4 separate regions of the Homo sapiens genome follow, and all the other regions are linked to region 1. Evidence: chromatin loops called from intact Hi-C (ENCODE). Cell type or tissue: GM12878. All regions are shown on one strand. Region 1 overlaps GDA (guanine deaminase). Region 2 overlaps LOC101927108 (a long non-coding RNA gene). Region 3 overlaps GDA (guanine deaminase). Region 4 has its middle 34 kb from the start of LINC01504.

The links. Peaks named below come from ENCODE experiments on the same cell type or tissue, not always from the same donor. Only the 100,000 strongest peaks of a DNase experiment are listed, where the experiment ranks them.
Region 2: a loop joins it to region 1, with 5 times the contacts of the local background. A loop is called at or near these places in 7 of 110 quality-filtered maps.
Region 3: a loop joins it to region 1, with 6 times the contacts of the local background. A loop is called at or near these places in 4 of 110 quality-filtered maps.
Region 4: it touches region 1 in a loop (5-fold over the local background); 2 of 110 quality-filtered maps call a loop at or near these places.

What each region holds. Positions count from the first base shown.
Region 1 is chr9:72,150,810-72,158,809 of GRCh38, forward strand. The region is part of intron 1 of GDA (guanine deaminase); the gene reads left to right. Among named protein-coding and RNA genes, the nearest start is that of GDA, 5.4 kb to the left of the region's middle. In GM12878, no CTCF peak of the experiment used is centred here; a DNase peak (open chromatin) is centred at 3,982.
Region 2 is chr9:72,035,322-72,043,321 of GRCh38, forward strand. It overlaps LOC101927108 (a long non-coding RNA gene), which reads left to right. Exons shown (of 5, transcript XR_001746719.1): 2 at 83-198. Among named protein-coding and RNA genes, the nearest start is that of C9orf57, 21 kb to the right of the region's middle. In GM12878, a CTCF peak has its summit at 3,825 (motif pointing right); DNase peaks (open chromatin) are centred at 3,830, 4,330 and 6,580.
Region 3 is chr9:72,200,295-72,208,294 of GRCh38, forward strand. It overlaps GDA (guanine deaminase), which reads left to right. Exons shown (of 14, transcript NM_004293.5): 3 at 2,277-2,448. Among named protein-coding and RNA genes, the nearest start is that of GDA, 55 kb to the left of the region's middle. RefSeq lists a silencer at 3,036-3,195. In GM12878, a CTCF peak has its summit at 3,119 (motif pointing right); DNase peaks (open chromatin) are centred at 3,131, 5,467 and 7,085.
Region 4 is chr9:72,267,897-72,275,896 of GRCh38, forward strand. It overlaps the pseudogene LOC100289320. Among named protein-coding and RNA genes, the nearest start is that of LINC01504, 34 kb to the right of the region's middle. In GM12878, a CTCF peak has its summit at 4,177 (motif pointing left); a DNase peak (open chromatin) is centred at 5,689.

The DNA of each region.
Region 1 (8,000 bases):
TGCTGTTGTGTTTCCAAGGTGATAAAACTCTCAGAGCTCTCCCAGGGAGATTCCGGTAAACCCTGAGACTGATGAACCCATGCTTGGGGACTTGGTCCTCAAGTTTCAGGGAACTCAGGTTTGGGGCAAGTCCCAGGAAGCAAAGGAACGGAGATTGCTAAACTGGTGTAAGATTAGAGGTGTTATTTTAATCACAAGAAGCTGTTCAACTCTTGGGTTTCTTTTTTAAAAATTAATTTCCCATATCCAGAATTGTAATTGGTAGGGTAACAGGCAACTGGTTTTACCAGTGGAGAGGAATAAGAAAAGGAAGTAATAAAAATACCTTTTCTGGTGCTTGTACAGAAGAAGAATAAAAGAGTTTCCCAAACACACAATTAGTAGTTGAGTCAGGGAGTCTATTCCTCACTAAAAATCATACTGAAGTTATAAATTTAGAAAACATGCCCTTCCCCCACAAGACAAAATGACTTAGGAATTGAATACAAAGGTGAGTTAGTCAGTGGCTGGAATGTATGGTACAGAGCTCCTGAACCAGTGGATTGCTAACTGTTGCTCTCCTCTCCTCCTAGGTGCAAGGCAGTTGATACCTGGCTGTGTTTAAAGAGAGAGCATGCCATACATATTTCAAAACTTGACATCCCCCATTTCAAAATGGAGAGTATCTTACTTTTAGAGTTGCTGGGATAAATATATTATTTATTTAAACATTTCAAGGTTCAAAAAAGAAAATAATACGCCTTTGGAATACAGAAATATGTTGAATTATTATGATCTGTAATTTTTTTTTTGGTTTTTTTTTGTTTGTTTTTTTTTGAGATGGAGTCTCGCTCTGTCACCCAGGCTGGAGTGTAGTGGCTTGATCTTGGCTCACTGCAAGCTCTGCCTCCCGGGTTCATGCCATTCTCCTGCCTCAGCCTCCCGAGTAGCTGGGACTACAGGCGCCACCACGCCCCACTGATTTTTTTGTATTTTAAGTAGAGTTGGGGTTTCAATGTGTTAACAGGATGGTCTTGATCTCCTGACCTCGTGATCCCCCTGCCTCGGCCTCCCAAAGTGCTGGGATTACAGGCGTGAGCCACCGCGCCGGCCAATGATCTGTAAATTTTTACTCCTAAATTTTTAGGAGCTCAAACCTTGCAATGAATCAGAAATATCTAGGGGTGCTTGATAATATGCTGATTTCTGGGCATCATCCTCAGAGACTCTGAATCTATAGACCTGGGGTAGGCCCCAGAAAGTGGCATTCCAACAAGCATCCCAGGAGATTCAGACGCAGGTAGCGGGTGGATTATAGCAGCGGGTGGATTACATTTTGAATAACTGTAACACATAGTTTCTGTGATGGGACAAGCTGTGTGAAGTATCAGGAGCTTATTTCTCCATTGCAAGTTTAGATCTGGGGTAGAATCTCAGCGAGAGGGCACAAAGCTTACTCTGTCCTTCTGGTCTCGCTTTTAAACTTTATTCCTTATTTTGTATAACTTCGTTTAGGCCCAGAGAATGCCAATGACTAACTGCTCTTAATACATTAAATTAAAGCTCATTCAAAAGCAGGTTAATTAAAAGAAATTATCTAGCCAACTTTTTGGTATAAAGCAAAATACAGAGTTATACTTTCTGCTCAAGTAGCATGTAGCTTTTAAGAATATAGACTCTAATGATTGCCATTCTAACTGGTGTGAGCTGATATCTCATTGTGGTTTTGATTTGCATTTCTCTGATGGCCAGTGATGATGAGCATTTTTTCATGTGTCTTTTGGCTACATAAATGTCTTCTTTTGAGAAGTGTCTGTTCATATCCTTTGCCCACTTTTTGATGGGGTTGTTTGTTTTTTTCTTGTAAATTTGTTTGAGTTCATTGTGGATTCTTGATATTAGCCCTTTGTCAGATGAGTAGGTTGTGAAAATTTTCTCCCATTTTGTAGGTTGCCTGTTCACTCTGATGGTAGTTTCTTTTGCTGTGCAGAAGCTCTTTAGTTTAATTAGATCCCATTTGTCAATTTTGGCTTTTGTTGCCATGGCTTTTGGTGTTTTAGACATGAAGTCCTTGCCCATGCCTATGTCCTGAATGGTAATGCCTAGGTTTTCTTCTAGGGTTTTTATGGTTTTAGGTCTAACGTTTAAGTCTTTAATCCATCTTGAATTAATTTTTGCATAAGGTGTAAGGAAGGGATCCAGTTTCAGCTTTCTACATATGGCTAGCCAGTTTTCCTAGCACCATTTATTAAATAGGGAATCCTTTCCCCATTGCTTGTTTTTCTCAGGTTTGTCAAAGATCAGATAGTTGTAGATAGGCGGCATTATTTCTGAGGGCTCTGTTCTGTTCCATTGATGTATATCTCTGTTTTGGTACCAGTACCATGCTGTTTTGGTTACTGTAGCCTTGTAGTATAGTTTGAAGTCAGGTAGCGTGATGCCTCCAGCTTTGTTCTTTTGGCTTAGGATTGACTTGGTGATGCGGGCTCTTTTTTGGTTCCATATGAACTTTAAAGTAGTTTTTTCCAATTCTGTGAAGAAAGTCATTGGTAGCTTGATGGGGAGAAATAGGAATACTTTTACACTGTTGGTGGGACTGTAAACTAGTTCAACCATTGTGGAAGTCAGTGTGGCGATTCCTCAGGGATCTAGAACTAGAAATACCATTTGACCCAGCCATCCCATTACTGGGTATATACCCAAAGGACTATAAATCATGCTGCTATAAAGACACATGCACACGTATGTTTATTGTGGCACTATTCACAATAGCAAAGACTTGGAACCAACCCAAATGTCCATCAATGATAGACTGGATTAAGAAAATGTGGCACATATACACCATGGAATACTATGCAGCCATAAAAAATGATGAGTTCATGTCCTTTGTAGGGACATGGATGAAATTGGAAACTGTCGCAAGGACAAAAAACCAAACACTGCATGTTCTCACTCATAGATGGAAATTGAACAATGAGAACACATGGACACAGGAAGGGGAACATCATACTCTGGGGACTGTTGTGGGGTGGGGGGAGGGGGGAGGGATAGCATTAGGAGATATACCTAATGCTAAATGACGAGTTAATGGGTGCAGCACACCAGCATGGCACATGTATACATATGTAACTAACCTGCACATTGTGCACATGTACCCTAAAACTTAAAGTATAATAAAAAAAAAATATAGACTCTAACATGTTTAATTCATTTGCAAATATTTAATCTTGAGGTAATGCATGCTCAAATATTACTAAGTTGCCTGATTCTTCCCACATACATCAGGGTCAGGTTGACAGTAAAGATGCATAAACATGCCTTGGGCCTTTTAATGCACACTTACCCAGAAACAAGAGTGAGGAAGAGATTCATTTTGAGGTTGTGTCCTGGGGTGGCAGGAGCAAGTCCAATGGAGGAATAGAGACTTGGGTTCAGGTCAGAGTCTCTACCACTTACCTGTGCTGAGACCACAGGTGAGACCTAACCTGCCTGAGCCTCCGTTTCCTCATTTGTAGAGTCAGATTTCCTTTTGCTATTTATTAAATGAGATAATGTATGAAAATGCCTGGCACTTAGTGGATACTTAACATGTACCATGTTCATTCTATTCCCTTTGCCTCCTAGCAAATCCTTAACCTCTTGCTCACTGTGATATTTTGCATGTTTTCACATGGTGACATGCCAAGTGGTAGAGAAGGAAGCCACGGCCTGTGATGAACTGTATGGGGTGGTCACAGAACCTTAGCTTTTTATTCTCACTGCTTATGTCATTGATCCCCTGGGACCCAAAGATGCACCCTGGAAGAAAGATCAAGAAGCATTTGGTGCTAGATTCACTAGCAAGCTATCTTTAGTATCTCTTTTAGACTTGACAATGTCATTATTTCCACTAACAGATGAGGAAGTTGAGACTTGAGAAGTCATGCATTCAGATACGGTGGTGGTGTAGCTGGATTTTGAATTAGTATGGGGCAAAGGCCATGTTCTCTTTACTGTCGCTGACTGCTTCTCTAGGGCACAGTCCTGGACCTCAAAGAATCTGCACTTTGGCACGGGAGCTAAGACTTGTAGCTGTAATAAAAGTGACTCATTCCTGAGCCAAACACTGGGGTTTTCACCGGAGATAAATTGATGAACAAAGTATGCAAATACTGCCCTGCCCTCTTGAAACTGATGATCTAGTAATAAATTAACAGAATCTGCCATGACCTATCAGAACTTGAACTAGTTAGGGGAAGGCTTTCCCTAGCGTGAAGTGACATCAAACTTGCGATGTGAACAATGAGAAGTTAAGTAGGTATATTAGTCAATTTTCACATTGGTGACAAAAACAACCTGAGACTGGGAAGAAAAAGAGGTTTAATTGGACTTACAGTTCCACATGACTGGGGAGCCTCAGAATCATGGCAGGAGGTGAAAGACACTTCTTACATGGCGGCAGCAAGAGAGAATGAGGAAGATGAAAAAGCGGAAACTCCTGATAAACCCATCAGATCTCGTGAGACTTATTCACTACCATGAGAACAGTATGGGGGAAACTGCCCCCATGATTCAAGTTATCGCCCACTGGGTTCCTCCCACAACATGTGGGAATTAGGGGAGTACAATTCAAGATGAGATTTGGATGGAGGCACATCCAAACCATACCAATAGGTAAGGTGGACAGCATTGGAAGTAAAGAAGAGCCTTCTAGGTTGAGAGAACTGCCTGTGACTGCCTGTGCAAAGGTCCTGGGGTAGGAAGGAATGAAACAGTCAAGGTAGTCAGAGTCCAAAGGTTGAGGAGAAGGCTAACACAGGATAAGGCAGGACAGGTAGGCAGGGCTATGTTATGGAGGGCATCGGGGATGGTGGGATTGTGTCATGATTATATTTTGTGGTTATAAAGGTCTAACTTCAGGATAAATGCATTGAAGAGAAGTTGAGTGCAGGCAAGGAGGTCAGATAGGAGCCTGTTGCAGTATTTAGGTAAAATGGAATGTGGTTTAGATGAGAGAGGCAGTGTAGTTATCAACTGAGATATGAACTCCTAAGAGTACCTCTATCACTTATTACCTATGTGAATTTGATCAAGTTCCTTACCATTTGTATCTCCAAATTTCTTTATGCATAAAATAATTACTATGGTCTACCTAATAGGGTTGTTGAAAGGATAAAATGGATTAGTAAGTGTAAAATATATAGAATAATGCCTGGCATGTAGTACATGTCCATTAGACTTCAGCGGTTATTGTCAGTAATGCAGATGGAGAGGTGGATAGAATCAGTAGCTATTTAGATCAAGTTGACTGGATTTGATGATAGCTTACATATGTAAGGTTGGAAGGTAAGTGCATCAAGAGTGATCGCAAAATGTATGTAAATGTGTGTAAATAGTACAGTGGGGCACAAGTTGACCAGTGATAGGAAAAGCTTCTTGAAGGAAGTAGTAGCTGAATTGGACCTTTTAGGACTGGAACATGCAAAAGAGGATTATATAGCCCTGGTGAAAAGAGTGACCCAATGTTCTTCAGTTCTGAAGACTGCTGGGAGGAGGAAGAGTTCTTTCTCACCTGAGGCTACTTTACCAGAAGTTCTCTCAGTCTAAATCACAAATCCTAGTGATTGTGTATCATCCTTTCCTCCACTTCCTGCCAAGCTCAGCAACTCAAAATATGCTGTTGGTCCTGAGAAAGGAAACTGGGCTAATCCCTTCCTTCTGAGGCTGCTGAATAGGAGCTTGGCTTTCATCAGAAAGATGCTTTCACTCCCAATTATTACAAGATCATCTTGCAAATTCCCATTTTCTAGAAGGCTGATTGCTTGTTCAGAATGCTCATGGCAAACACTGTTGGTTACCCACTCAGCAGTCATGACCTCTTTTTCCTTATTAACACCTGAATTTGATCAGTCCATGGTAGACTCAGCCTGTGGATACATCATGGTGTAAGCCAGTCATGGTAATCCTATCTCCATTTATCAGATACTTATTCTTCCAGCTTCCTGGTAGCTGAGGGTGACTAGTGATAATATTCTGACATACAGGAAGTTTGCTCAGAAGCTTCTAGGATGTGGGAAGAGAAGCCCTGCCTTTTTTGGATACTCTCATATGAAGAAAAGATACTTGGAACTGCTGCTGCCACCATGTGAGACTGTGAGGAAAAGGTTAAGGGGATTTCAGAGACACCATCCCATTTTCTAACATCACTGAGCAGTTGAACTACCCCTACCTGGAACTGTCTACTATCAGACTTCTAGACTTCCTTTTTTTTTTTTTTTTTTTTTTTTTTGAGATGGAGTTTCACTCTTGTTGCCTAGGCTGGGGTGCAGTGGCGCGATCTTAGCTCACTGCAACATCCGCCTCCTGGGTTCAAGCGATTCTCCTGCCTCAGCCTCCCGAGGAGGTGGGATTACGGGCACTCACCACCATGGCCAGCTAATTTTTTGTATTTTTAGTAGAGATGGGGTTTCGCCATGTTGGGCAGGCTGGTCTTGAACTCCTGACCTCAGGTGATCCACCCACCTTGGCCTCCCAAAGTGTTGGGATTACAGGCGTGAGCCACGGTAGCCAGCCCAGACTTCTTTTGTGAGATATGAAATGTCTTTATTGTCTAAATCTCTGTTAGTTGGGTACTGTTCATTGCAGCCCAATGCACCCTCATTACTACACTGCTTTTCAATGAACAATATTTTACACTTTACAAGAATAACTACCTTCTCCTTCTTCTCCTTACTGGCCTTTCCAGGCACCCATATCAATAGTCAAGCCCAGCCAATTTTCCTCTGGGATTTCTGTGTGCATATTCACTTCCATTGCCCCCATCTACCCTTTAGTGTCTCTGAGCTAAAATATAACAGGAGACCCTTAACTGTTTTCTCTCATTCTAGTATTTCCCCCACATTACTGAAAACTCTTTTCTTGGACCATGGGTAGTATCATGTATCTACTCTTCTATAACCATCTATGGCTCACTATTGCCTCTAAGTTTCAAATGTCCTGGAAGATGTTCTAGGCATGACATTATTTGGCCCCAACCTGTTCTCTAATTCTTTCTGTTGCTTCATTTATCTGTCTGGCAAGTGGGAATAGGATTACCATGACTGATTTACACCATATTGTATCCATGAGCCAAGGGATGTCTATCCATGCAAATTTCTCCCTGTTTTCCAGCACATCATGTCCTTTTATGCCTCCACATTGTTGGCACCAATTTCTTTGCCTGGAATAGTCCTCCTTTTTATATCCCCATTTCCATTTTACTTCTATCAAAATGAAATCTTGCTCTTCCTTTAAGGCCCAGCTCTGATCTTCTCTTTTTCACAAAGGCTTTCACAAAGGCTTTATTCCCAAGTTGAAATAAATTGCCCCTTCCTCTGTTCTTCCATAAAATTTTTCATATATTTCAAATCAGTATTTTACAGGTAGTTAAGAACATGGTTTCTAGAGTCAGATTATGTGAATTCAAATCAAAACTCTGCTACTTACTAGGACAAATTTTCTGACATAGCTGAACCTCAGCATCCTCATTTAAAAATGTGGATTAAGGCTGGGTACAGTGGCCCGCACCTGTAATCCTAGCACTTTGGGAGGCCGAGGTGGGCTCATCACGAGGTCAGGAGATCGAGACCATCCTGGCTAACATGGTGAAACTCCATCTCTACTAAAAATACAAAAAATTAGCTGGGTGTGGTGGCAGGCGCCTATAGTCCCAGCTACTCGGGAGGCTGAGGCAGGAGAATCCCTTGAACCCGGGAGGCAGAGCTTGCAGTGAGCTGAGATCATGCCACTGCACTCCAGCCTGGGCAACAAGAGCGAAACTCCGTCTCCAAAAAAAAAAAAAATGTGGATTAATAGCACCTTGATAGAGTTGTGAGGCAAGTGAGATAGTGTGTTGTTATTATTTTTCTTTCTCTGAAGTAGTTATTCCAATTTGCCTTTGATTATACTTAGCTTTATAGAATGTTCTCACTCACTGAAATGATTTAAAGTTTTTGGAAAAAGAGAGATGAACTGGAGAAAAGGTAACACTTACTAAGTCATAC
Region 2 (8,000 bases), 120 kb before region 1:
GGTTAGGGGAGGGTGGAAGAGCAAAATATAAAGCTGATTAGGGGAGAGTGAAATAACACTGGAATGCTCTTTCATGATTCAGGATTAAATGTTCTAGCAAGGAAACATGAAGCTGGTCCAACGTGCTGCTGGGATGGCTCCTTGAAGCTTGAACATGATGACCTTCAGCAAAGGAGGTGGAGATGTACAGAGGAGGAGGTTAGTAGGCTCAGAGAAGACGGCGTGATAGAATGGATTTATTGCATAAGACTACTTATTGCCGACTAGGTTTTCAAAGAGGGCCCAGGGGTACTCTTTTTATCAAAGAGATAAGGAATGTGCTGGTGAGGGGCGCCAGAATCACTGACAGCTCAGGGGTGTCTGTCCTCTGTAGGTTAGGGCTGATAATCTTAGGTGGTATTGCAAAACTGATCTCTTTTCTGGTGTCAATGGGAACAGTAAGATTTCAGAATGACAGAGACCAGTGGCAGTGCTTAAGCATCTGCATCAGATGCATGGAGACAAAATTATCATAATTAACAGTAAGCGTGGAGTGTCAAGTAGAGCACCTTGACCTGCAAGAGTCTATAATGATGGTTCACAGAGTTTGGTGTTCTTAGAGGTGAGGCAGATGGGTAGCCAACTAGGGTGATGCTTGAGTTATAGCCAGAAAAAAAAAAAAAGAAATGATGAGAGAAAGACTGATGTTAGTTACCACTATAAATTCTCTCTATCCTTGTTTTCATATTCGAGTAATTTTCAGACCCAAAGTCCACTTAGAAGGGACTATGGGGCTGGGCGCGGTGGCTCACGCCTGTAATCCCAGCACTTTGGGAGGCCAAGGCGGGCAGATCACGAGGTCAGGAGATTGAGACCATCCTGGCTAACACGGTGAAACCCCGTCTCTACTAAAAATACAAAAAATTAGCTGGGCATGGTGGCGGGCGCCTGTACTCCCAGCTACTCGGGAGGCTGAGGCAGGAGAATGGCGTGAACCTGGGAGGCAGAGTTTGCAGTGAGCCGAGATCGTGCCACTGCACTCCAGCCTGGGCGACAGCATGAGACTCCATCTCAAAAAAAAAAAAAAAAAAAAAAAAAGGACTGTGGGTCCTTGGAGGGAGGATTCTACAGCTCTCCAGCAAGTATATATAATACGTGGTCCTCTAATTCTCCCCCAAACAGAACTACATGCTGGGGAAGTTTCTATTGTGAACCCTGTCTAGGGCTGTTGGATACAGGATTTCAGCTGCAAAGTTTAAAGGAGAGCCATCATATCCCTGTTCAATTCAATTGCACGACCCCTGTAAAAACCAAATGGGCTGTAGCAATAAAGGTGGACTACCATAGATTTATACAAATGGCCCCAATTATAGCTGCTCCACTATATGTGGCATCTTTACTGTAACAGGTCTGGTACTTGGTATTTGGTTATTAACCTGGAGAATACTTTTCCCCCCATTCTGTCAGTAAAGGTGAGCAAAAGAGTTCACATTAATGTGGGAAGTATAGTAATGTACCTTCACTGAATTGGATCAAGGTTGTATTAAGCATCCTAATTTCTGAAATAAAATAGTCTTCATGATCCTTGATCATCTTGACATTTTGCAGCATATCATGATGGTCTGTTACCTCATTGATATTATGTTAATTGGATCTGGGGAACAGAAAGTAGCAAAGACTGTGGATGTTCTAGTTAGACATATGGGGTCCAAGATAAAATGAAAAAGATTCAGGGGGCTGCTGTATTGGTGAAGTTATTAGGGGCCCAGTTGTTAGAGATATGCTGGGACACCCACATATCTCCAGGAGAGAAAGAAATCATAGCATCGTGTACCCTCCACCACAAAGAGGATTAGTGGTTGTTCAGCATCTTTGGATTTCAGATGCAGCCAATTTTGAGTGGAGACCAGGGCAAGAAAGGACTTTATAGCAGGTTAGAGTCGTGCTGCAGTCTGCCCTGAGTCTTGTGCTAAATGACCCAGCAGGCCTAATGGTGCTAGAGGTACCCATGGTGGAAAGGATGCTGCTCAGTCTCCGGCAAGCTCCAATAGGGGAGGCACAGCAGAGACCCACAGTATTCTGGATACAGTCATGCCTTCTGAAGCAGAGAACCATGCACTATAGGAAAAGAAGCTCGATGAGGGTTATTGTGCCATTGTAGAGACTGAGTATCTAACTATAGGTTGTCAAGTGGCGATGAGAATGGAGATGCTCACCACGGATGGGGCATCGTCATAACCACTGAATCATAAGGAACTTTCGTAATTTATTGTATGATGAAAAATCGTTCATAAGGATCAGGCCCAAGCAGCTCCAGAGGGTATGTCACTTTTGTGGCACTAATGCCTCTTCCTCAGTTCACACACATGGCCTTACAACAGCTTCTGGATGATCCAGTGGTGGAAGAGGAAAACTCTTGCATCTGGTTCACAGATGGTTTGGCTTAGCATATGAAGGGAAGGAGAAAATGGACAGTTGCCACATTATAGTCTCATTCAGTATTGACCTTAAGGACAGAGTGTGGGGGAAATCCTCTCAGTGGACAGAGCTGCAACCGGCACACTTGGTTGTTCACTGTGTATGGAAGAAGTGGCCCGAGATTCAGATATGCATAGACTTCCGGCTAGGGGAGGATGGCATGGTTTGTTGACCAAGGGTGTGAAACTAGCAATATTAGAAGATTGGTGACATGTGGATTGCTATAGTACAGATGTTTGTGTCTCCTGAAAATTCACATGTTAAAACCCAGCGTCCAAGGTCATGGTATGAGAAGGTGGGGCCTTTGGGAAGTGATTAGGTAATGAAGGGGATTAGTGCCTTTATAAAAGAGACCCCAGAGAACTGGCTAGCCCTTTCTATCATGTGAGGACACAGTAAGAAGCCAACATCTGTGAACCAGGCAGCAAGTCCTCACAAGAAACGAGTTCCTGGGTTAGGTGTTTTCCATAAGGTACTTTTTTTTTTTTTTTTATAGAGTCTCACTCTGTTGCCCAGGCTGGGGTACAGTGGCATAATCTCGGCTCACTGCAACCTCCGTCTCCCAGGTTCAAGCAATCCTCCCAACTCAACCTCCCAAGTAGCCAGGATTACAAGCATGCACCACCACACCTGGCTAATTTATTTTTATTTTCATTTTTAGTAGACACAGGGTTTCACCAGTTTGGCCAGGCTTGTCTCCAACTCCTGACCTCAAGTGATCCGCCGGCTTTGGTCTCCCAAAGTGCTGGGATTACAGGCATGAGCCAACGCGTCTGGCCTTTCATAAGGCATTTTATTTAATTATCAGAACAATTACATGAGTAAATATTACAATCACAACAATGTTGATGAGAGAAGTTAGGCAACTTGCCAAGCTAGTCAGCTGGGTGGCTAGGATAGAATCCAGCTGTGGTCCTCAACAGTGCAAACACAATTCCCACTTGTTTTTTGAACTTAAGAGCTATGTAGCCTACTGGGTCAGGTGAATTTACTAGGACTCAGGAATCATCTTCCCTCATCTTCACTCCTTATTTTTTAACCTACATTTTACACTTTGTCCTCCTCAGTCAGACTGCTAACCTCCTTCACAGGCCGTGTTATTGAGTAGCTAGGATTACAAGCGCTCACCTCCATGCCCAGCTAAATTTTGTTTTTTGGTAGAGATGGGATCTCGCTATGTTGCCCAGGCTGGTCTCGAACTCCTGGGCTCAAGCGATCCTCCCGCCTCAGCCTCCCAAAGTGCTGGGATTACAGGACTTAAAGAGACAGTAAGTAGAACATCTTGGCCTGATAGGTCCAGGAAAAGAGCCAGGGCAACTATCAGCTTGGACTGTAGAGTGCAGTTACCACAATTGGCCACCAGATGGCAGAAGCACTCAGGGAATCGCGTCGGGAAGGCAAAGGATGTGCTGAAGGGCTTAGGGGAAGCCTCAGGCCCGAGATCCAGAGGTTAGCGCGTTCTCAGCAGGGAGGGCCAGTTGTTCAGGTAAATATAATTCAGACAGCTAGAATATGGGATGCGCTGGTGAGATTCAAACAGGCCCACTTTGGTTCTACCAGAAAGAGAAATAGGGAGAGTGAGCTGGAGATGGGATCATTGCAACAGAACGTTTCAAATGCTCAAGATCAAAACACAACATAAATAAGCTGGGAAACAGGCTGGATGCGCTCTGCAGGCAGGATGAGAACGAGAACGGGTGATTGGCATTCGAAGACAAGGTTGAGCTGTGAGTGAAATTCAGGGTAGGCTGAGCATCCAGAAGGGAGTGAACCTTGGTTATGCCTGGGACCATCTGCCCCATAGATGACCGTGTAGCGGACCGTATTTCATAGAAATGGCCCTAAACACATTTTGGGTCATATGTTTCCCAGAAGCTTAGTACTTCCCCGACAAGGGGTAGAGTCTAGGTACTCTCCCTGTGAGCCTGGGCAGGGCTTCCTGACTGCCTCAACTAACAGAGCACAGTGAAAGTGACATATATGACTTTCAAGACTCAGTCATAAACACGGTGCAGTTTCTGTACGGCTTCCTCTCTCTCAGGACCCTCACTTAAAAACCCCGAGCTACCATGTGAGGAGCCAGGCTACCTGGAAGCTGCCATGTTAGAAACGATGTGGAAGGATCACATATGTTGGGGCTCAGAAAATAATACCCCAAAATGGAGACCTCAGAAGCAGAAGTTTTTCTCTGTCACTCTCCTGCCCTCCTATCTCTCAGTCACATTCTCCCCTGAGGCCAGCCAAGGAAACGAACATCCCTCTTCCCCAACATGGGTTACAGCAGCGGTCCCCAGTCTTTTTGGCACCAGGGACCGGGACTAGTTTCATGGAAGACAATTTTCCCACGGAGTGAGGTGGGGATGGTTTCAGGATGAAACTGTTCCATCTCAGACTATTAGGCATTATGTAGATTCTCATAAGGAGCACGCGACCTAGATCCCTCCCATGTGCAGTTCACAATAGGGTTTGGCCTCCTGCGACAATCTAATGCCACCACTGATCTGACAAGAGGCAGAGCTCAGGCGCTAATGCCTGATCACCCACACTCACCTCCTGCTGTGTGGCCCGGTTCCTAACAGGCCATGGACCAGTATCGGTCAGTGGCCCTGGCATTGGGGACCCCTGGGTTATGTGAAACCAGAACTCCTTTTCCCTAAAGCTAGTCATAAAACCTAAAAATATTACTCTAATCTACCCCTCTGCCTTTCTGTATAAAAACTGGCCATAAAGAAATTATTTGGCTTATCTTGTTTGACTCTTGGTCATAAGACCCCCATTTCAGAGATGATCCTGCCCCATATACAGAAGGAAAGAATACTGCACAGAGAAGCCAAGAAGAATCTAGACAGACAGGCCTTACTCAGTCTATCGGCATTAGATCATTCCATTTTTGTCTAATCATATTTCCACATAGTCCATACTGTATTGGACCTAAGCAATAAAATGGACAATGTCCCCTGTATTTTTGAATCTTCATTCTAAAGGCTCCCACTATAATAATAGTCCTATACATAAAATAGTATGTATATGATTACCAAGAAATATAAAAATATTTTTAAAAGATATAATACATGTGCTTCTTTAATAATGTATTAAATAAGATAAAGTGTTGCCTATAATAACTACTGTAACTTTCAAGTGTTGGTGAGCATAAATGATATTTGGAGGTATCTGCACAACTGTGATAAAACAAACTTATTGGCCGGGTGTGGTGGCTCACACCTGTAATCCCAGCACTTTAGGAGGCTGAGGCGGGCAGACCACGAGGTCAGCAGATCGAGACCATCCTGGCTAACACAGTGAAACCCCGTCTCTACTAAAAATGCAAAAAATTAGCTGGGCATGGTGGCGGGTGCCTGTAGTCCCAGCTACTCGGGAGGCTGAGGCAGGAGAATGGCGTGAACCAGGGAGGTGGAGCTTGCAGTGAGCCGAGATTGCACCACTGCACTCCAGCCTGGGCTACAGAGCGAGACTCTGTCTCAACAACAAACAAAAACCCAAAAACAAACTTATTGCTATTTTTTTGGTAACAAAGTCACAGGTACTTCTAATATTTTCATGGCTTGCTGCTTTTATGCATTATGGAAGGAAAAGCTATGTTTCAGTTAGAAATGGGCGAAAATAAAGGAATAGTATTTTTTTTTCCCATCAAAGTTCATGGACAACTTCCCCTACATTCCCCAACTCCCACTGTTGAGAACCATGGGAAGCGGGTGCTTGCAAGGATCTCAGGGAATATTAACCAAGCCTGTCTTTGCAGACGGTGGAAGGGAAGGGAGTGACATTTGGTCCTTGCCCAAGGTCACATGGCTCTTTGGTGGCAAGGCATTTCCCTAAGTGTTCCCCTGCTCCTTTCCATTGTCTTTTCATTCTCCTTCCAGTACATCTGTCTGCTTCTCTCTTTCTCCATGGCTTTTTCTTCTTCTATGACTCTTCCTAGTCATAAAATGAAATGGAGATCTTTAAAACCAAAGCCATGTGTACACTCACTGCTTTCTCATTCTTATCCACAATTCCAGAGTTTTTTTATTGGGCCTCATTGTTCTCATTTACATCCTGTGACTTTTCACATGAGCCCTCTGCTTAGATCATAAATCCGTGTACATTCCTATATCTCACCCCAAGAACACGCTGCACTCTTGGTGGTGCACTCTTTTTTTTTTTCCATGTGTCTACATTAGCGTCTCTTTCACGTGCGGTCTGAGAACTACTTTTAGCAGAATCACCTGGCCCTCTGCCCAGCCTCATGACTACATGGGGGTGGGTGTTGAAAACTTGCATTTTATTAAGCTTCACTGACTGGTCTAATGGCTCTGAATGTTTGCGAAACACAGACCTGAGTCCTGCCCTTCCTGAAGGGCCACACTAGTTCCACCGACACTAGTTATTCTTTTTTTTTTTTTTTTTGAGACAGAGTCTCGCTCTGTCACCCAGGCTGGAGTGCAGTAGCGCGATCTTGGCTCACTGCAAGCTCTGCCTCCCGAGTTCACCCCATTCTCCTGCCTCAGCCTCCCAAGCAGCTGGGACTACAGGCACCTGCCACCACACCCAGCTACTTTTTTTGTATTTTTAGTAGAGACAGGGTTTCACCATGTTAGCCAGGATGGTCTCGATCTCCTGACCTTGTGATCCGCACACCTTGGCCTCCCAAAATGCTGGGATTACACACATGAGCCACCGCGCCCGGCCGATATAGCCTCTTCTAACCACAAGAGCCTCACTCCCCCTGGAGACTCCTACTTTTAGTATTGCTGCTTCTTGTATCCTATCCTGTTAGCATGATTCAAACGTTAAAGCCAAGAGGAAGAAGGAAGAGAATGAGGTGATGAATACTGGTCATGTACCGGATATTCTGCAAGGCTCAGTGACGCACTGTTGACCATGTTTCACAAGTAAGAAAATTAAAGTTTAAAATGTTGGGTAATGTGTTCAGGGTCACACAGTTAATAAACGGTGGAATTAAACTGCTAGCCTTGGTCTTTTTTTTTGTTTGTGCTCCAGTGCCTCTGTTCTCATGACACAGACTTTATTCAACATATCCTCAGGGTTGAGGCATAGCATCTTTGCATTTGCTGCATCTCAAAATATGTTCCTTTTTTTGCAATCATCTGGAATTGATCCTTCACAGATTTCTTTCTCATTTTCTACCCACTCCCTTTAATGTATGTCCTGCTAAAAGTTCTGTCGTGGTCTCTTCTCTTTTCTCACTCTTCATTCTAACCTCATTTTTTGCACCTATGTGCCAGATGCCTGAATCTATCTCAAGCCAGGATTTCCCTGTTGAGCTTCAAACCCATATGCCCCAATGCCTAGTGTCAGTTCCATAGGGACTAAAATCCAACTAGCCGGACTTTGTTCCTTGGCCTCACTTCCAAGCACCTTTTCTTACCAACCACTTCAGCTGCGGTAGCAGATTCTGTGGGAAGCCTCTTTCAACATGTTCTCCAGCCTGTATTTGGTGGACCTCCCCAGTGCAGAGGCTCCCATGATCCTTTTCTATTCTACCCCTTAATTTCTCAGGGCCCCAGGGCTTAGTCCTAATC
Region 3 (8,000 bases), 49 kb after region 1:
CTCCTCTCCTTCTTTTCTTCTGCCTCTTCTCCCTTCTCCTTCTTCTTCCTTTTCTTGCTCTTCTTCTTCCCTCCTCCTCTTCCTCCTCCTCCTCTTTTTCTCCTTCTCCTCCTCCTTTCTCGTCCTTTTCCTCTTCTCCTCCTCTCCTTTTTCTTTCTCCTCATTTTTCTTCCTCCTCCTCTCTGTCTCCCTCATTCACCCGTAACCTCCTCAACTAGATTATAAAGTCTTTGACGACAATATGCCTTATTTTTCTCTGGACTCTCCACAGGGCTTGGCGGTTTCCTAAATATAGTAGACATTGGGAAATATTATTTGGTTAAACAATTTAACTGCATGAGGAAGTTACACTGCTATTCCGTTTTATGACGGGAGAGAAAGCAAAGACCCAAAGGACTGACATTGTAGAGAGATCAGTGACTGATACCTGAGAGAAATCCATATTCCACCCTCCCTTTCAGAGTGCTTCCCACATTATAGGCCCACTTAATGCTGCCTTCTTGACGTCCTTAAAAATTTGTCACAGTTCTTTATTTCCATAGTCAGTGAATTAACAATTCCATCACGTGGAACGTAGTGACCGAGAGTACTGAACCTACAGACAAACTGCCTGGGTTTGAATCTCAGCGCCAAAGCTGACTAGTTAACAGTTACTTTTTTTCAAGCTACATAAATTCCCTGAGCTTTAGCTTACCCTTATGTAAAGGAGGGTAACAGTACTCTCATACTTACTAAGTTTCTTGTGAACATTACATCATCATCATCATCATCCATAACATTTATTGATGCTTTCCATTATCTAGGCATTGTTCTTACACACACTAAATACATCCTCATGACAGCCCTATGATGCTACTACTATCTCCATTTTACATAAGGGGAAACTGAGTCACACAGAATTTTTTTTTTTTTTTAATATGTCAAATATCTAACTGCTGATTTATGGTCAAACCTGATTTCAGATCTTAGCAGGCCAAAACCAGAATGTATACACTTTAACTCAACTGCTGCCCACAGATGAGATGATGTATGTAGAACGCTGTGCCAGTGCCTAGTGAATGTACATATTCAGGAAACATTAGCTGCTGTCACCATCATTATTATAATAACTGACTACAAAAAAGCTAGTCTTTTCCATGCGATGTAGAGGCTTTCTTGTAGTCAGACAAGATCAAGATGACCACTGAGTCTGCCATTCCTTGCTCTTGTTTTAAAATAAAGCATTTAGAGTTACTCATGGCTTTATTTGGCTTACAGTTAGGTGGTATGTATACATTTGATTTGATAGCATGAGGAATTATTTGTAATGTTAGGTTTCAAGTTCAAGTTGCTTATGTGATTGAATACTTACCTAGGATAATGGTGGCAGTAGAGGGTCCCATCTTTTGGCAAATATCTGTTTGGATGAGGTTGGATACTTAATAGTGACTGTGGTGAACTGCATTAGCTCTTTAGAAAAGCATGAAGTGTCTGTTAGCACCATACTGCCTCAATTCTGTGGGTAGTGCCTCTGAACACTTTCCAGGACTTTCTAATTATAAGAATTAATAGAAATATGAATATTAATTGGTGGATCATGGTGGTAGCATTAGTGATCACAAGCATCCTGAGCATGGTTGTCACAGCATCATATGTAACTCCCTCTTCGCTTCACTACTTACACCACTGCCCGTTTGTGGTCCATCTCCTGAGATCGCCTGTCCCTAACCAGCTTGCTCTTGCTGCTTCTATTTCAGAACTCAGTTTCTGTAACACGTGGGAAAAGACTAGGTTTCTTGTAGTCAGACAAGATCAAGATGACTGCTGAGTCTAAAATTGCAGCCAGTCTGTTTCTCACCTTTAGTTGCCCTTAGTGACTGGTGTGCACATTGCTCAGCACGGCTCTAGAAGTTTTAAAGGCCTCCTCTTCCATTCTTGATCTCTGACCTACAACTATCAGTTGTGAGAACAAAGTCATGGGATTAAATCAGAGTTCCCGTCCTTTCTTGTGCCACCACTGCTTTGCTTCTGCTCAATGCTGTGTTTTTCCCTCCCTTCGTCATCACTGGTTAACCCCGACCAGCCATTCCAACCTAGAAGCTATATCTCTCCTAGCAGAGCTTCATTTTTATGTCCTGACCTCTAAATAATTGGAGAATTTACAGTTGTCTGATTGCATTACCTATAAACCTGTGTGGGTGAACAGTGAAATCATGCTTGGGAAAAAATGTGATTTAAAAATATGGGAAATGACTGAAGATATTATTAAATACTTTTATTCTCATCTTAATTTCCAGTGAGTTCTTCATGCCTGGGCTGGTTGATACACACATCCATGCCTCTCAGTATTCCTTTGCTGGAAGTAGCATAGACCTGCCACTCTTGGAGTGGCTGACCAAGTACACATTTCCTGCAGAACACAGATTCCAGAACATCGACTTTGCAGAAGAAGTATATACCAGAGTTGTCGTAAGTATCTTGTGTGTGAGTGTGGTATTCTGTTTGGTCATCTATAGAAATATCAGTTTCCTAGGACAGATTTAAATTATAAAGCATAAGCAGTTAAGCCTAAGATGGGCCATAGAGAATTTTTAAGTTTCTTTTTCACAGTCCAGTGAGTTTGTGACCACCTCACCTACACAGCTAGTCAGTGGCAAAGAGAGAATTTGAATCCAAGTTTCCAAAACCCCAATCTGGTGGGTTTACGTTACTCTTTTACTTTCTGTGTTTTACTTTACCAAATCTGGGTTTAATGAATATGTGTATTTCCCTACTCCTGCTAATCCATAATGCTGTTCTGAGGACCATATGGATTCATTATGTGACCTTTGCAAAGTTATGTGACTCACTTTTCCCATCTGTAAAAAATAGAGATCATGATAGTACCTATTTCACAGGATTCTCATGATAATTAAGCAAGTTAATATTTGTGAAGTTCTTAGAATAGTGCCTAGCACATGGTGGGAGCTCTATTTGTTTGCTTTAAAAATGCCCAAGGAAATTTAAAATTAAATATTTAAATTACTGTTAGAAGGAATATCATGTTATTCTGGGAGCTTTGCAAGGAAGGAAAATAGGATGGTCCCATATTGCATGGCACGTGGTAATGTGACTTGAGCACTGACACCACTAGAGGGAACTCTGGGGCTAGTACAGTCATTGAACAGTGGCAGTAGTGTGTACCAGCCATATGTTGAAGGCTCTGAAAGTGTCCTTCCTTCTCCTCTTTCAGGAAAATCAGTTCCTTTCTTACTCCAATCCTGTGCCCAGAACCAGAATCTACTCAGGAATTAGAAACAGTTTCTGCAGTAAAGGAGCTAAAGCGCAAATGCTGCCTTGTCTGATCATTATGTCCTGGTGTTCAGCGCACTTGGTCTGAACACTCATGGATTTTTGTGGGACCCATTGATTCCTCCTAAGGTGTTCACTACATGTGGTGGTGGCAGTATTATAAGCCTTCCACATCAACTGACCTAACCATCTTGCCAGTTTTTTTGGTCTTGCATCATTCCAGTCTTAGAGAGTAAAAGCAAGTGCTTTTTTTTTTTCTTCTTTTTTTTGGAGACAGAGTCTCACTTTGTCACCCAAGCTGGAGTGCAGTGGCATGATCTCGGCTCACTGCAACCTCTGCTGCCCAGATTCAAGTGATTCTCCTGCCTCAGCCTCCCAAGTAGCTGAGATTACAGGCACCTGCCACCACACCCAGCTAATTTTTCTATTTTTAGTAGAGACGGGGTTTCACCATATTGCTCAGGCTGGTCTTGAACTCCTGACCTCATGATCCACCCACCTCGGCCTCCCAAAGTGTCAGGATTACAGGCATGAGCCACCGCGCCCGGCCGAGCAAGTGCTAACATTTATACACTTGCCTCACGTAATTATAAATTCAGTGCAATTGTGGATCTTACATATTTAGCATGCACCACATGACACTAGAAAAGCTGAGAAGGACTAAAGCTATGTATAAAGTAGCTGGTGCATTGTGTTAATGAATGGTGTTAACCACACCAAATCTTTATTCTCAAAATTTATTTATGCCTCACATTGTTCTAAAAAAGATGTGAGATAGCTGAAAATTGCGTAGTATACAACAAAAGAAAATGAGTCATGATATCAAGGCAAAGAAAAAAAAGGGGGAAGGAAAAGTAAAATAAAACCAAGAAAACAATGTCTACTGTGGGGGTCCATGCATTTGTTAGTTTGTCATGAATTTGGCTTTAGATTTCTAGAACCTGACCCAAAGAGGGAAATCAGTTCTGAAATTTACACTGCTTTTATGATTAAAAAACACATTTGTTAAGGTAAAGCATATCTATGCTTCATACTGAAACTTAAGAAAATTAATCTCAATATTCCTTAGTGTGGATAGACACTATGCTGCCAAAATATATATTGTAAAGATTCTATACTATCAAGAAGTCCAGATAGATCATTCTTTTATGTTTAGAGAGGTAGAGTATCAAAGACTATATATTTTTCAGGCAGTACTCCATATAAATTATTTCTGACATCAGAGATTTGTTTAAGTATTTGATGTCAGGCCGAGTGTGATGGTGGTTTAAGTATTTGATGTCAGGCCTGTAATCCTAGCACTTTGGGAGACCAAGGTGGGTGGATCACCTGAAGTCAGGAGTTTGAGACCAGCCTGGCCAACATGGCAAAACCCTGTCTCTACTAAAAATACAAAAATTAGCTGGGTGTGGTGGCATGTGCCTGTAATCTCAGCTACTCAGGAGGCTGAGGCATGAGAATCGCCTGAACCCGGAGGAGGAGGTTGTAGTGAGCCAAGATCAGGCCACTACACTCTAGCCTGGGTGACAGAGTGAGACTCTGTCTCAAAAAAAAAAAAAAAAAAAAAATTGCGGAGCACATATCCTATGTTCTTTCTTATGTGTCTGATAATGAATGAGTGTGGGCCCACAAACTTTTAAGTTGGAGGCACTGAGGGTATGGCTGACATCTGTTTAAGGGTGTGGAGATGTGTTAACTAGCCACGTAGCCTACTCAGTGGGATGAGCTCAGTGGGAATAAACAGTAGTAGCTTTGGGTTTCCTTCCTCCCTTCCTTCTTCCCTTTCTCAGGGGTCTCCCTGTCCTGTCCCTTTACTGTAATTAGGGCACTTCCTGAACTTTCTAGTGTTTTCAGTTCATTCTAGTTGTGGAAAGAAAAACTTCACACAAATTAAATTTAACAGAGTAAATTGAGCAAAGAACGATTCCAGAATCAGGCAGCTCTCAGAACCAGGAAAGGTTCAGAGGACTCTGCCCAGCAAGGTGGGCAGGCAGCATTTAAGACAGAAAATGGAAGTGAGGTATAGCAACAGCTTGATTGTTACAGCTCTGGGTTTGCCTTATTCAAACTTGTTCTAATCACTTGGCACCTGTGACTGGCTAGAGCTCAGCTGCTGTGATTGGCTGAGACTCAGCTATTTGTTACAAAAGCATATTACTAATCAGGCTTTCAGTGAGTTGATAAACTAAGTTAGGTTGCAGTTCCTTATAAACTCAAAGTTGAGAAGCATGCTCAGGCCAAATTTAGCTTGCTTTAACACAGTCCAATTTGAAGTTTCAATTTCTCATTCACTAAAATCTTCTCCCATATAAGCCCTGTACCTCCTGGTTTGGGCCTGACACTGAGGAAGGGGCTTACTATCAGTGTTTGTGTAGTGCTTCTAAATAACCCCAGCTTTCCGTTTCAATTTCATCTTTAAGTCAAGATTGTAGAAAGGTGCTTAAAATTTTGAAAATTTAGAAAAATTTAGATTACATATCCGTTTTAATTTTGAGTTTTATTTTAGTTTGGTTAGTAAATGTAATGTGTCATTTTTCTTGGGGATAGCTGAGATTTATGACCTAATAAAAGGTTAATTTTTATGATTATTCTGCGATTTTTTAAAAGAAGACTGCATTTTCTCTGTTGATTTGACATTTTTTTCTATCTCTATGAGATGAAGTTGTTAAAAGTCTTGAACACTTCTATTCTTTTGCTGCATATTCTCCCATATGGTAAGACAAGAACATTTTCATTCTGTTCCCTTCTTCATCCCTACCTTTTTTGCTACGTCCTATGTTATATCATCTGAGATTTTAGTTCCATTTTTTTTTGCCGTGTATACTATATTTAAGATAATATTTAACTTTTAAGTTTAATTTAAAAAAATTATCTCAATTTAATTCCAGTTTTTTATTTTAACATCTGCACTTAATTTAACAATGAGGGCCGGGCACGGTGGCTCATGCCTGTAATCCCAGCACTTTGAGAGGCCTAGGCGGACGGATCACCTGAGGTCAGGAGTTCAAGACCAGCCTGGCCAACATGGTGAGACCCCGCCTCTACTAAAAATACAAAAATTAGCCAGGCATGGTGGCGGGTGCCTGTAATCCCAGCTACTCAGGAGGCTGAGGTGGGAGAATCTCTTGAACCCAGGAGGTGGAGGTTGCAGTGAGCCAAGGTGCACCATTGCACTCTAGTCTGGGTGACAGAGTGAGACTCCATCTCAATAATAATAATTATTATAATTATAATTTAACAATGAGCTTTGCTTTTTATTTTGCTACTTGGATCCCTGTCTTCATTCATTTTTGTTGGAATATATCCTCTGACAATTCTTTCCAATCAGGTGAGTGATAAACATTCTAAAACCTAGAATTATCAAAAATGGCTTTACTTTTTTTTTTTGACTCTTGAACAATGCCTTAGCTGTAGAGAGAATTCTATTTGAAATTATTTATCTATCAGCATCCAATGTGCTGACATCAATGTGATTCTCATTTCTTTCTAGTTAATTTTCTGGCCTTTGAGATTTTTTTCTTCATTCCTGATATTCTGAAATTGTAATTGTTGATCATCCCAATTCATTCTCAGTTTAATTCTTCAATTCATTCTCTTTAATACATAGTTCTTTCAATAAGAGAACTTCTGTCTTCCTTCTGTTTCTAGGAATTCTGTTATTTCTCTTTCTCTTTCTCTCTCTTTCTGAGTATATTCCTCTCTTCAATCTATTCTTCCTTTTGATAATTACTATTAGAAAAATATTGAAACTTCTGTTCTGTTTTCATGTCTCTAAACTTTTCTTTCACACTACATTCTTAGGAAATGGTATGGGCCAGTTTTGTAAATCATTAACTCACTCTTACTATTTATAATAACCTGTTCCTCTTTCAAGATATGACATCCTGTCCTATTCATCAAAGGATGCTATTTTTCATTCATTTTATGTCTCTTGTTGTTTTAGTAATTCTGCTTCCTCAGGTGTTCATTCAGTAAATATTTACTGAGCACATCCTAGAACCCATACACTTTTCTAGTTGCTGGAGATTAAATTTGATACCTTTGTCATGGTATTGGCTTTCCACCTGGATTTGTGATGGAGAGCTCATCCTTGTCTGTAATTGACAGGTTCTAAACATCCTCTGCTGGTGGCCAGATCTTTTTGTTTTACATGAAAATTATCTTAATATTTGGAAAAATTGACAGGTTTCCAAATTCTTTTGACTTTTGGGGCTAACCAATATTACTGAGTTCTCATTTGCTTTTTTGAAACAATTGACTGGGCCAGGTGTGGTGGCTCATGCCTATAATCCCAACAACTTTGGGAGTCTGAGGGCAAGAGGATCACTTGGGGCCATGAGTTCAAGACCAGCCTGGGCAACATAGCAAGGGCTTGTCTTAAAAAAAAAATAGCTAGGCATGGTGGCATGCATCTGTAGTCCCTGCTACTTGGGAGGCTGAGGTGGAAGGCTCTCTTGATCCCTAGAATTCAAGGTTACAGTGAGCTGTGATGTGTGATGGCACCTCTGCACTCCAGAGCAAGACCCTGTCTCAAAAAACAAAACCCAAAATAACAACAACAACAAAAAATGGAACACACTGGATCTAATTAGAGGCTACTGTCTAAGGTACGGCATGTTCATTTCTATTATCCTAACTCCAAACTATTTCAATCCTGCAGACACTTGAGCTTCTGATGTCTGTACTAGTCAAGAAAACCCTGTTTTTTCACAAAGGAGGAAACATGGAAT
Region 4 (8,000 bases), 120 kb after region 1:
AAAGTATCATATTATCATTCTGTATCTTTACAGTAAAGTTCAAATGATTTAAAAATCACCATAAACAAAATTGAAAAACAATTGACAATTTGGGCTAAAAATACAGTTCATATCACAGAGTAATTTTTTTTCTTTTTTTTTTTTGAGACAGAGTCTCGCTCTCACTTACGCTGGAGTGCAGTGGCATGATCTTGTCTCACTGCAACCTCTGCCTCCCAGGTTCAAGCGATTCTCCTGCCTCAGCCTCCTGAGTAGCTGGGATTACAGGAGAGCACCACCACGCCTGGCTAATTTTTGTATTTTTAGCAGAGACGGGATTTCACCATGTTGGTCAGGCTGATCTCGAACTCCTGACCTCGTGATCCGCCCACCTTGGCCTCCCAAAGTGCTGGGATTACAGGCGTGAGCCACCGCACCCAGCCGTAATTTTGTAAATGTCTAATATCTGTAACTCATAAGAAAATGTCCAATGTTTTTAAAAATTGGTCAAAGAATATGAATAGAGTGTTCACGGAAGAGGAAATACAACTGATTCTTAATAGATAATGATGTTCATTTCCACTAATAATAAGAGATTTTTAAATTAAAAAGGGAACTACCAATTTTCAGCCATCAGTTTGTTAAACTCCTAAAATGATAATCTCATAATTGGAAGAAACATATTCCCTCATATGCTGCCAGTGAGACTGTAAATTGGAACAATCTCTGAAACGGGAAATTTGGTAACAACTCTCAAAAATAAAGATATTCATGTCCTTCACAAGCCCCCAGTAGAAATGGGAAAAGTTCCCTTGTCCCCCTCGTAAGGCATGTTATGGGGATGTGGCTTGCTTCTTCAGTGCCCTGCTGCTCAAACCTCTAGAGGAGCATACAGAATGGCAGGCTGTGGGGCTGCAACCCCACTGCAGTGTCTAGGGGTGAATGTTTACGACTCCTAAGAAGCCCCAGTGGCGTGTGTTACAGGGTGCCCTTTTAGCTTTGCTCTTTTAATTTCACCGTCTGTAGGTGGCTTGTGTTAACCAGCTTAGTTAAACTCTACTTTGTCACAAGCACAGAAAGCTTTCTGTATCCTGGTTTCTTGCCTTGGTGTACTGGAGGAATCAGATCACACCTGGGCTTGGAGAATGAGTGCAAGGTTTTACTGAGTGGAGGTAACTTGGGGGAAGTCAGAAGGGGATATAGTGGGAAGGTTTTCCCCTGGAGTCGGACTGCTCAGCAGCCTGGGCTCTCCTCTGACTGCCCCAGCAAAACTCCTCATTGTTCTGTTGGTGACTGTTGGTACATTCCTCTTGACATCCAGCCACCCATGCGTTCCTCCATCTATGTGCTCAACATCCAGCAGCTTGTATGTCTGTCTTGCTAGGGTCTCGGGTTTTTATAGACACAGGATGGGGGTGTGGCAGGCCAGGGTGGTCTTGGGAAATGCAACATTTGGGCAGGAAATGCCTGTCCTCATCTAGGTCTGTGGGGGTGGAGTCCTAGACAGGGACCATGCCCTCCTCTACCCAGCACTTCCTTTCCTTGCTTTCATATCATTTAAAGGCATCATGCTCTTTCCTTCCCAGTACTTCCATATCACACTGAGGAATTTAGTCTATACACAAACACAAGAATATTTTCGTAACTATAATAGCAAAAAATTGGGAGTGACCTAAAAGTACACCAACAAGGCACTGGTTAAATACCATGCAGTGGCTGGGCACAGTGGCTCATGCCTGTAATCCCAGCACTTTGGGAGGCCAAGGTGGGCGGATCACTTGAGGCCAGGAGTTCAAGACCAGTCTGGCCAGTATGCTGAAACCCCGTCTCGACTAAAAACACAAAAATTAGTTGGGTGTGGTGTCACATGCCTATAATCCCAGCTACTTGGGAAGCTGAGGTAGGAGAATCGCTTGAACCTAGGAGGTGGAGTTTTCAGTCAGCCAAGATCATGCCACTGCACTCCAGCCTGGGTAACAGAGGGAGACTCTATCTTGAAAAAAAATAACAATAATAATAATTAATTTTAAAAAGATTTTTGGCAGGGTGCAGTGGCTCACGCCTATAATCCCAGCACTTTGGGAGGCCGAGGTGGGCAGATTACCAGAAATCGGGAGTTCTAGACCAGCCTGACCAACATGGAGAAACTCTACTAAAAATACAAAATTAGCCAGGTGTGGTGGCACATGCCTTTAATCCCAGCTACTCAGGAGGCTGAGGCAGGAGAATCACTTGAACCCAGGAGGCGGAGGTTGCGGTGAGCTAAGATCCTGCCATTGCACTCCAGACTGGGCAAGAAGAGTGAAACTCCGTCTCAAAAAAAAATAAAAAGTTTTTTAAAAATACCATGTAGTACTACGTAGTTATTTAAAATTTCCCAAAGCAGTAGCCTTTGGAGAGAGTAGCAGGGAAACTTACATTTCGCAGCATTCTCTTTTGTATGTGTACCATTTAACTTTTGTACTGAATGTATGTATTGCTTAATTTTAAAAATACATATATTATTTTATTTATTTTTTGAGGCAGGGTCTCACTCTGTTGCCCAGGCTAGAATGCAGTGGTGCAATCATGGCTCACTGCGGCCTCAACCTCCTATGCTCAAGCGATCCTCCCACCTCAGCCTCCTGAGTAGCTGGGATTGCAGACATGTGTCACCATGCCCAGATAATTATTTTTTGCTTTTTCTGTAGAAATGGGGTCTTGCTATGTTGCCCAGGCTGGTCTCACATTCCTGGGCTCAAGTGATCCTCCTGCCTCAGTCTCTGAAAGTGCTGGATTACAGGCATGAGCCACTGCGCCTGGCCAAATATATGAATTTTTAAAAATGAAAAGTAAAACTAAGATTGAAGTAGTAACAATTGCCAACACTTAATGTGGTGGTTATTCTATAGGCCAAACATTGTTCCAAGAGATTTATTGGATCAACTCATAAAATTTTCACAAAAATTAAATGGGAAAGATCTATTACTATTTTAATCGCACAAAGAGAGAAACCAAGGTCCACAGAAGTTAAATAATTAGGTTGGATTCCAGGCCAAATAAAGGACATTAGTGGGACAATTGGAAAGATTTGAATAATGTTTGTTGATTAGATCAGGGATCTGCAAGCTTTCTTTGTAAAGGGCCAGAGAGTAACTATTTTAGGCTCTGTAGACCAAACGGTGAGAGAACCTTGGCAGGTCTCTGTCACAAGCAGTAAATTCTGCATGTGCAGCACAAAAGCAGGCACAGACGTGTGAACAAATGAGCATGCTGAGTTCTGATAAATCTAGTGTATGAACATTGAAACGTGAATATCATATAACTTTCATGTGTTAAATAGTGCTTAACTGGCTGGGTGCGGTGGCTCATGCCTGTCATTCCAGCACTTTGGGAGGCCGAGGCCGCTGGATCACTTGAGGTCAGGAGTTCGAGACCAGCCTGGCCAACGTGATGAAACCCCATCTCTACAAAAATTAGCTGGGCATGGTGTCACACGCCTGTAATCTCAGCTACTCAGGAGGCTGAGGCATGAGAATCGTTTGAACCCAGGAGGCGGAGGTTGCAGTGAGCCGACATCGTGCCACTGCACTGCAGTCTGGGCAACAGAGCAAGAAGAAAGAAAAGAAAGAAGGAAGGAAGGAGAGAGAAAAGAAAGAGAAAGAGAGAAAGAAAAAGAAAAGAAAAAAAGGAAAGAAAGAAAGAAAGGAAAGAAGGAAGGAAAGAAAGAGCTTAACTATCTAAAAGCATTCTTACCTAGGGCGCCCTGCAAAAATAGATGGTGGGCTGGATTTGACTGAGTTTCAGGCCAAAACTTGCTACCCCCTGGGTAAGATAACGGTATTGGTCATCGCACTCTGGTTATGTAAGAGAATGTCCTTGTTTTCAGAAAATACTACACACGAAAATATTTACAGTGAAAACGTCATTCTGTTTCTAACTTGTCTGCCAAGTGGTTGTCTGGCCTCCGCTTGCACAGCTCCCTTGATGAGGAACTCATTTTATTAAGTGGCTTATTTTCTTACAGGACAACATAAAAAATTATTTACCAGATAAAAAATATATATGCTTCCATGTGAGACAAATGCTAGAATAAATACAATTATTTTAAAGTGAATGAAATTGGTCTTTTGATAACAAGACTAAAAAATTGGCGTTTTTCAAGTGCAAGGTGAGATTGCAAGCAGGCCAGCCAATGTTTAACTAGTACTCCACCTAGTGGCCAAAGCTTGAATGAACGACTGTGGAATGACCAGTCTCCCTCCAAAAGGGCCAAGGGCAGAGGAAAAAATAAGTTAAATTAACTTTATTTTGACAACCAGTAGAATAGAAATTCATGATTTTAAATGTACAAAACAAGTAGTGATTATTTTTCTAGCAAGAAACTGGATGTATTTTTTCTTATGTGAGGAAAATAATTTCCTAGGTTGAACCCAAATTCTACAATAGATCAGTTGTAAATAAAATTATATTCTCAATGAAAACAAATATTGCTTACTTAATTCCTTCGTGAAGACAATTTTACAAGGAAAAAACCACAAAATTATGAACTTCCAAATGGCTTGCTTGAATCACCTCAGCTCCTTAAGATAAAAGGCAAAGATTTGTCCATTGGAAAGCTATCTCTAACTTGTGGAAATACGAGAAAATAATGAATGTCCATGAACATATTAAAGTTAACTTAGGAAGTTTCAATGTAATTCAAAGCATTTTACATATTCACCAAATATGAAATTCAACAACACTGCTTACAGTTGGCCAATTATTTTAGATTCCTATGGACACATACATGATTCAAACCACACAGCTTGCTCTAGCTTATATAAACCAACTACAAGTTAATGGGCATCACCCCTCTTCCAGGATTACATAGTCAGGTGAAATCATCAGCGGGGAAATTGGGCAGATGGTGCTATAATGGTTCCATGACAGATGTTAAGAGTCAAGGCTTGGAAATCTAGAATCTCAGGTTTGGAAGGGCACTCTAAAGATCACCTTGCTTGGCCAGCTGACTGATCTTTGAATCCCTTTTTTGACATTTTCAGCAATGAATATTCAATCTCGTTTAAGCCCTGAGAGTGATGGGCAGCTCAAGACTATGTCCCAAGGTTCTTTCCATTCTTGCCAAGTTGGAAAATCTCTTGAGTAGCCAGAATTGTTCTTGCAGACTTTCACCTCTAACCCGCTGATACGCCTTTCAAGAGCAAGTCTACCATGTCTGCTTATGAAAGTCTTCACATATTTGAAGAAAACTACTATGTCCCACTGAAGCATTTAAAAAAATCTGGATGAAGTATTTTTAGTTCTTCATATCTCACTGTTTTATTATCTACTTAAACCTTTCATTCTTTTCCACATTGGTCTCTTAAGTCATTCATCTACTCATCAATTTTTTCATTAGTATTTATAGATCCAACTGTTGGAGTTTTCTTCTACCTCTATTGAATTGCATGTTCCTAAAGTAAGTCCATCCTTTTAACCCACTGAAGTCTTCGGATCCAGAATTTTTCTATGCTCACTAGATTTGTATCATTTCAAGTTTAAGTCTATCTCTGTTCATCCATAGGGAGCAGTCACTAGAATTTTCCCAAGCTTTATTTAATCCTCATAACAACCTGTTATTAAGTGAAGATATCTTGAAAGTGATAGTGATTGACAGTCAGGCAATAGTTAATCCATTTTATAGAGAAAATAAAAAGCAGGCGGCCAAGTGAGTCATTCAAAGATGGTGTCCAATGGACCATGACTCTCAGTTTTCATGCCTACTCCCAGTGTGGTCCTCTTTTACATTAAACCTGGGCTTGACCTGTGGCTCAACTGGTAACACTGTCTAGGTTGAATGTGATTTTTTTTTTTTTTTTGAGATGGAGTCTCGCTCTGTCGCCCAGGCTGGAGTGCAGTGGCGTGATCTTGGCTTGCTGCAACCTCCGCCTCCGGGGTTCAAGCAATTTTCCTGCCTCAGTCTCCCGAATAGCTGGGAATACAGGCACATGCCACCATGCCCGGCTAATTCTCTGTGTGTGTGTGTGTGTGTGTGTGTGTGTGTGTGTGTGTGTGTGTGTGTAGTTTCAGTAGTAGAGATGGGGTTTCACTGTGTTAGCCAGGATGGTCTCGATCTCCTGACCTCATGATCTACCTGCCTTGGCCTCCCAAGAGTGTGATTTTTAATTGCCTTTTGAGTCAAATCATTCAGCTGGTAATAGATGAAACTTATGTTCTCCTTGCTAAGAAATGATGAACACAACCACAATACTAAACAATGGTATGAATGAAGCAGAATTGGGAATTATTTTGTGGGCAAAATGTAAATTAGAGCACATCTGAATGTTTTATTCAATCACAATATATCCCAATGTTAAACTTAGAAAGTGAATAAAGCATATTAAATTGATTTGTCTCTGCAAATTTTAGAGCGTATGACTAGATTTGTACATATCTGAAGAGTCATTAACAGTGCCAATCAATCCAATTATATACATTTTACAGGCATCTTGCTGTGAAAATAATTGAACACAACTATTTTGCTTCCCTAAAATTATTATATCTTTAAGTCAATAAATATATTTTCACATTTTAAATTCATGGGGACTTTTTTTCTGCCCATAAAGAGAAGAGATTAATAAATATATTGATAATCCTTGGAAGGAATTTGTCTTTAAGGGGAAAAAAGCTATCTGATTTGCCTCTATTTTATTTGAAGACAGAGCTGAGTTTGCCTGAAGGCATGTAGAAATTTACAGCTTCTGGATCAAAGAGAGGTCATGATGTAATCAGGACTGTTTGATGCAAGTAACAGCAACTGACCAGGGCTATCCAAAATCAGCTCTCCACTTCCAGAGGACGTGCCAGTACTGAATGCCTCTTCTATCGCTGGGTACCATAACCATGTGGTACACGGTGAAAGATGCTAACTGCCCTTCAACTCTGGTCCCTGGGCATTGGATTAACCAGCTTGGGTCATGTGCTCCCACCTCCATGATGGGCGTGAAGGAGGAAGACTTCATCCTGATATTCTTTGGTAAGAGTTGAGGTACCACATCCCACGGACACCACACAAGGTGGAGGATTCTTGCAAATTAAAAAAGGGGGGTTGGATGTGGGGACAGCCTGAATTAAAATAAAAGCTGGTTACAATATTCATCTCTACAGTGCCGGTGGTTTTGACTTAACGGCCCTGCTCTGACCTGCATCTCCCAGAACAACATTTTTTTTCTTCACATGAACTGTCCTGCCCCAGTGTTTCTTCCTGCCCAAGCCTGTCCCATTATATTACCTAAGTATTCATGATTCATCACTAACTCTTCCTCTACCCCGCACCACCCCCTCCACCACCACCACTACTATCTCCTTCCACTTCCAGTTGGATTTTTCTCCCCAAGTCATGGGAAATTCATCACTGGTATATGAAGAAGGAAGCACAAGAATGGGAAGGAGTGAGGCAGGGGCTATCTGCAGAGGAGAGTTCTTGTTCTTACTGGCAAGGCTGAAGCAGGAGAGATATGTGTTCTAATGCTCATGATAGGAAATCTGGGTGCAGGTCACTGCAGCTCTCAGCTCCTGCAGTGCAGCCACTGCCTGCCCCATCAGCTTCCCAGACCATGTCCAACCTCGAGCGCACCTTTATCTCCATGAAGCCACACGGTGTGCGGTGGGGCCTGCTGGGCAATGTCATGAGGCACTTTGAGCTGAAGGGATTCCACCTTTGGGCCTCTGAGGAACACCTGAAGCAGCTCTACCCTGACCTGAAAGACTGTCCATTCCTCCCTGGGCTGGTGAAGTACATGAACTCATGGCCATGGAGGAGGGACTGAGTGTAGTGGAGACAGGCCGAGTGATGCTTGGGAGACCAATCCAACGGATTCTAAGCCAGGCACCAGTGGCGGGGACTTCTGCATTCAGGTTGGCAGGGACATCATTCATGGCAGTGACTCAGTAAAAAGTGCTGAAAAATAAATCAGCCTATGGTTTATGGCTCCATGTCCCCAAATACCCTCAGCCCTGGGAAACCAAGACAGTTGATGGCACTACATATTTCCAAGGTC